2 separate regions of the Mus musculus genome follow, and region 1 is linked to region 2. The links are chromatin contacts, found by Hi-C or POLR2A ChIA-PET in ENCODE. All regions are on one chromosome and are shown on one strand. The core of a region is the stretch at or near the end of the contact, and the rest is flanking DNA. Distances in the headings are between cores, read along the strand shown.

Evidence for each region. A loop is a pair of places that touch in the nucleus more often than their neighbours do. ChIA-PET counts read pairs that join two places held with the same protein, here RNA polymerase II (POLR2A).
Region 1: a map of heart shows a loop between it and region 2 (2.1-fold over the local background). The contact joins the promoter of Kremen1 here to the promoter of Rhbdd3 in region 2. A Hi-C loop is called at or near these places in 1 of 37 maps with a recorded cell type or tissue (heart). POLR2A ChIA-PET finds 5 or more read pairs at or near these places in 4 of 5 experiments (Patski and embryonic stem cell).

The regions. Positions count from the first base shown.
Region 1 is chr11:5,260,228-5,263,074 of GRCm38, forward strand. Kremen1 (kringle containing transmembrane protein 1) reads right to left here and starts at 1,383. Exons shown (of 9, transcript NM_032396.3): 1 at 1,208-1,383. The coding sequence starts at 1,298. It overlaps Gm46268 (a long non-coding RNA gene), which reads left to right and starts at 790. Exons shown (of 4, transcript XR_003949640.1): 1 at 790-989; 2 at 1,489-1,855.
Region 2 is chr11:5,097,653-5,100,654 of GRCm38, forward strand. It overlaps Rhbdd3 (rhomboid domain containing 3), which reads left to right and starts at 1,621. Exons shown (of 9, transcript NM_177370.4): 1 at 1,621-1,914; 2 at 2,096-2,246; 3 at 2,745-2,935. It overlaps Ewsr1 (Ewing sarcoma breakpoint region 1), which reads right to left and starts at 1,444. Exons shown (of 17, transcript NM_007968.4): 1 at 1,357-1,444. The coding sequence starts at 1,369.

The sequences.
Region 1 (2,847 bases), core at 133-2,632, 160 kb after region 2:
CCCAAGAGCTGTTGCATCTGACCTAGCAAAGCGTCGGTGCCTAACAGATGCTACCTCCCTGCAAGTGTGGGCAGAATAGGCTCACAGTGCCCTTTCCAGGAAGGAGCGCCAGTCCACTCCCACCCGTACCTCTCTCTCCATAGAGGACATTAAATCCTGAACACAAAGATGACAAAGTGGAAGGAGTTACTAGGTTACAGTTATGTTGACACGTCCTGGCTCTCGGAACGTCCCTCCCTCCCTCCCTGTTCACATACTACAAACAGTAGAAAAGAGCACATTATAGAAGTCCCATAGAAGGCAGCAATCACCTAGAAACCACTTCTACTGAGTCTCAGGTTTGGTGTGTTGGGAACTCCTCATTCTGCCGTCCCAAAACCCAGCTTTGCCTTTTGCCGGGATTCATCCTGAAAGAAATTCAGTATTCGCTGGGTAAACCAGGTGTCTAGTCCTTAGTGAACTGGGAAACACTATAATAAGTATTATTAAATCGTTTAATGACTACACATGGTGGAACACTCTAAGCAAGTTGCCTACAGTGTATCATTTAATGTTCACCAACACTGCTCATGGGAGTGAGTTACCCCCCCCCACTTTCAGATCAAGTAACAGAGGTTCAAGCAGCTTTGCCTCAAAATCACACAGAAAATAAATCTCAGCCTTTCCCCTAAATCCAAGCTGTCAAGAAAACAAAGCAACTCTGAGTTTTCTTTTACTAGTAAAACCCTGCCTTCGCAACATCACAATCCGCAACTTAGGGTGGAGACCCCAGTGGCAGGTTCACCAATGTCCTATGCTCATCAGCTCTCAACAACCTGCAAAGAAACCGAACTGGGCCAGACAACACCCTCATGCTTGTCCTTCCACTGGGAAAGGATTCCGAGGCAAGGAAGGGCGTGTGGGAACTAAGCTGCCATCCCAGCTTCCATCCTGGCCGAGAGCACCACCTCGGGCGGACGCCGCGGTGGACTCAGAGTAGTCTGCACTCGGTACGGGCGACTTTAGCCGTCACGCACCCCCTTCTCTTCCGTAAGTCGGAAGCAGAGTTCGGCAAAGTTAGAAGCCGGCACTCGGGGCAGAGTCCTGGTAACGCGGGACAGGCGCGTCCACGCCGCGTGCTGGGACAGAAGCCCGAACATCGGGTTCTCCGGGGTCCACGCGCGAGAGAGGGCGAGGGGGTTCGGGGGGGGGCCGGGGTCTCACTCACCGGGGCCGGAGCGGGGACCGGGCGCGGGCCGGGCCGCCAGAGTGAGCGCAGCGGCGGAGAGCAGCGCGAGACGGGCGGCGGGCGGCGCCATGGGCCGTCAGTGCGGGACCCCCGGGCGCGGCCCGGGGCAGAGGGGGCAGCACCGGGAGCCGGGGGCGGCCATGGGAGCAGGACGGAGCTCAGCGTCGCCCCGCCCTCGCCGCCCGGCCCGCCCCGGTCCGCCCCGGCCCGCCCCGGTCCGCCCCGGCCCGCCCTCCTCAGCGCCGCCCCGTCCTCCTCAGCACCGCCCGGATTGCCTGACGCCTGCTAGGATTCCGAGCCGGGCGGCCTGCGCATGCGCGGCCTGCCACTCACGCGCGGGAGCCCGCCCCCGCCCCACCTGGCTCCGCCCCCACAGCAGGCGCGGTGAGGCCACCCGAGGTGTGGAGTCTACAGGTGAGGGCGGGACGGGTCCTGCCTCTGAGTCCCCACGCTGAGGTTTGTCGGCGCTGACACCGGCCGAGCGCCGTGACCCCTGTTTCACCCTTACCTAGGTCGTGACTCACGCGCGAGTTCCACCACTGCGGTAGTAACCAGAACAAACCTCTTGCTCTTGCTAGGCTCGTGGTAGCGGCTAGCCAAAGCGTGTTCTGGAGTCCTCCAGTCCCGGTTCGTATCCCACTTGGTTACTCGTAAGATCTGTATAAATGTATACAGGTTTAAAGAAAACGGGGCTCCCTTCTGCTCAGTGGTATGTCGATACCGTCTGCTCCACAAAGCGGTTGTACAAAGTGAGATAATGCACGGAAACCTCGCACGCACAGTGGGGGCTCAGTAAATGTGGAGTTCTTTCTCCTTGTGGAGTCCTGCAGCTACCAAAGGGACAGCATACTGAGCCTTGTGCAGAATCCTATCATATCCGTGTCAACTAGCGCAACTTATTCTTTTAAAAATATGTATTTACAGCGGTGCAGTGGTGGCGCACGCCTTTAATCCCAGTACTCGGGAGGCAGAGGCAGATAGGTCTTGGTGTTGGAGACTAGTCTGATCTATAAAGCGAGTTCCAGAACAGCCAGGGCTATAAAACAGAAACAAAGAAAAAAATATATGTATGTATAAATGCATATGTACATACATATATGTTTTTTATTGTATGTGTATGGGTGCATGTGTAACACCAGAGGACCATTTGTGGGAGTCGGTTCTCCTTGCACTGTCGGTTCTGGGAACTCAGGTCCTCAACCTTGGTGGCAATTGTCTTTACCGATGAGCCATCACACCAGTTTTAAATTATTATTATTATTATTTTGAGTCTTGGAACTATGTAGATCAGGCTGTCCTCGCACTCACAGAGGTCTTCCTGCCTACGCCTCCCAAGTGCTAGAATAAAGGTGTGTGTCCCCACTCCCAGTTAAATTATTTTTAATTAGTATAAAATGGGTGATACACTATATATTTGCATATATATGTATCTGTGTGTATATATATATATCTCACCAATGTATTTTGCTCAACCATCAGCAAAATAGGAACCATAAAAGACCTCAAGGTCCAAAGATACGGAAGCAACAAAAGTGCCCAACTCGATGGGGCAAGCGCTGTGTCTCTTCATTAGGGGAGACTTGGGGTTCTGTGGCTTAAATTCTCGGTCTCCGCGAGGC
Region 2 (3,002 bases), core at 371-2,870:
TAAGAGAAGGGTAAAAGGACCACCAAAGAAACCATTTTCCACTAGGATATATTGGACTGTAGTCGTATCTCAGTCTTCTCTTAGGGACACTTTGGGTAGCCTGGTACCAAAAGCAAGCTGTTTACTAACTACATCGTTTGCGTCGTCAAATTGTGATGCTGGAAGCTTTCCTAAGCCAAATGAAGAACCCAGAGCTTTTCCTGTCACCCCCACTTGTTTTCTCCTCCTGCCTCCAAGGCCACATCACCAGACCCTAGATTCCGCTAGAAGCAAAAACAAAAACAAACAAAAAACCCGCCACTGTGCCAGTTAACTGTATTCTAAACTGCAGGTGAGGGCTAGGCTACACTTATTCTCTCGGTAAGGACCACAACATAACCATCACATTCTAGAGTTCCCGCCCTGGACTTTCAAAATCCGCTATGGGTCTCTTCCCCTGGCCTCAATAGGGCCAAGAAATAAATCAGCCGGCTAGCTTAACGAGCAGGCCTACAGAAACGTGGCGTGCCGAGGCTTTTCTGCCTCTCCTGGATCAAAGCTGCTAGAAATCTCTTTCTGGAAAAGAGTCTCCTCTCCGGATCCAGACGGACCTTGTTATACAACCGATCCCCCGCGCCGGTTGCTGAGAAAAGGACACTGGGAAGCCACTGCTTTTTGGGTAGGGAAGGAGGTGGAGTTAACTCATGATTAAATCGAAGCCTCTTGAGTGGGGAGCACGAAGATTTAGGGGAACCAACTAGGTCCTCCGAGGGGGCAGCTTGGTCGGGCCGGGCCAGGCCTGGGGGATAATGGGGCTCCCCTCTTAAGCCGGCGCCCCTCAGCTTACACATTCGCGACGGCTTTTTGTTTGTTTTTCTGAGTCCCTACACAGTAAACACTTGCCCTGGGGCTAGCGATGGGAGGAGACGTTCCACGGGAAACCGGCCACGGCTTCTCGAGCCGCCATCAGACACCTCGCTTCACGCGCCTTCGGGGTGATGGGCTCCAGGCCCAGCCGCGGTCCCCTTCGGGCCCTCGGAGGCCCTAGGCCCGGCCCACGTGGCGAGAGACCCGGAGCACCCGGCCCCGACAACCACCACACAAAGGAGGCCTGGACGGGCTCTGCACGCCTCAGCTACCGCGAGGCCCTCGCGCGCAACGCGGCCGCCAAAAGGTTCCAGAACCAGCCCGCCTAGTGGGGGAGGGGAAGGGAACGCGGATCCCCCACCCCCACCCCCGAGCTCGTCGGGCCGCGGCGGGAACTCCAACCCCTTTCGGCGACTTCACTCAGTCATCCCTGCCACCCCCAGAGACGAGCGCCTCCCAGTCTGGGTGTCCCAGCTGTCGCCGGCGGGACCGCGATCCCACTCCGCTTACCCGTGGACGCCATTTTCTCGCCTTCCTCCTCGTTCTCTCAACGTCCGTCTCCTTCTCGCGTTCCCCCTAGGCGCCGCACTGCGCAGGCGCGAAACCCGCAACCTCGGACGCTACCATCGGGCCAGGCCTCGGGGGTGGCCGAAGAGGAGCGAACCGGAGCTCTTCGGCTCTTCGCTCCCGAAACCGTTGACCCGATCCTCTCCCAAAGAGCCGGACGTGACGAGTGGTCTAAAAAAAAAAGGCGCCTCGGGGGCCAGCGCGCCAGTGAGCGAGGGTTACCCACGAACCCGAGAGCTCCTTGGCGCGAGGCGCGGTGGCTCGGAATGGTTACGCCCGCTGGCTCTAGGGACCGTCTCTGAAGAGTCTGCCCTGGAGGGAGACGGAGGCTGGCGGGAGGGCTGGGGGAAGGGATCCCGGCCGGCCTGAAACAACTGCTGACTAATCGGCGGGCGGGATCACGCGCCTCTGTGTGCGTGCAGCGGGTTTCGGGCACCGAGGGCTCGGCCTGGAACCGGCGGCCGGACTTACCGGGCGGGCCCCCCTGCTCGGTTTTCTAGGGTGGGTGGGGGTGGGAGGACATGCTCCCCAGGCCCCTGGACGCGTGGCCTGAGCGGGCGGGGGAGGGGACCGAGGGCCGTCGGCTTGGGAGGGAGGCCGGGAATGCCGCGCCCGACCCCAGTAACGGTCGGGGTTGAGAAGCCCTGTGATCGTCCTTCAACCCATCCCCTTGTTTCAACAGAAAACCCAGAACCCACGAAATTGAGTTCTTTCCTTAAAGTTACAAAGCTGAATGCGACCCAGACCCCGGGCCTCCCCTCTCTGTACACCGCCCGGAAGCTTCGCCACACTGTCCTTGCCTTCCCACTCTGTCCTCCTGGCTTCCCTGCAAGGTAGGCAGGGTGTGATATGCATAGCTCTGAGGTCTCTGACAAGGGCTCCAGAAAGACACTGAGGCGGATTGTTGGCGATTGGTGGGGTTTTTGGTTTTGCTTTTCTGAGAGTTACTGACACAGTGGACAGACACAGACAAACATTAGCATGGCGGGCGAGGACTCGGAAGAAACCAGGGTCCATGTGGGAGAAGTAGGCGTGTCGCACCCTTCTGAGGATGGGCGTGGCTTCAATGCCGGAGCTTCTGGCCCGGGGCAGGCAGGGAAGGGAGCTGGGAGCCCGATGTGTAGCCCCCCAGTTCCCCATTTTATGTAAAATCACCTTCAGGTGAGAGATCCAGGCGTCCGAGTCTGTTAGTTCGCCACTCATAGTGTCTCACTAGAGGCCGGTCGGAATCTGAAGGGGAGAAAGGCGTGTATTGTGTTCTAGGAGGAGCAGCTGGATTCATTATTGGATTCTTACAAGTTACGTTTTATTAATTGAAGATATGGTTGCAGGAGTGTTACGGCTTGCCTATGATGTATGAGGCCCTAGTTTCCATTCCTATCGCCAAGAAAGAGAAGAGACTGGTCCAGAGGACTCGAGGCCCAGTTCCCTATGTCCATGGACCTGTCCCCTAGTGCCCAGGGATGGAATGGTTGTAAGAAGGTGCAAGAGGAAGCTTCATTTTAGGTGACCCTGCCTCCAGGTAAGGGTGAAATCTGCCTGCTTTTCTGAACTTCAACCCAGTACCAAAAATAAAGGGTGGAGTTCAC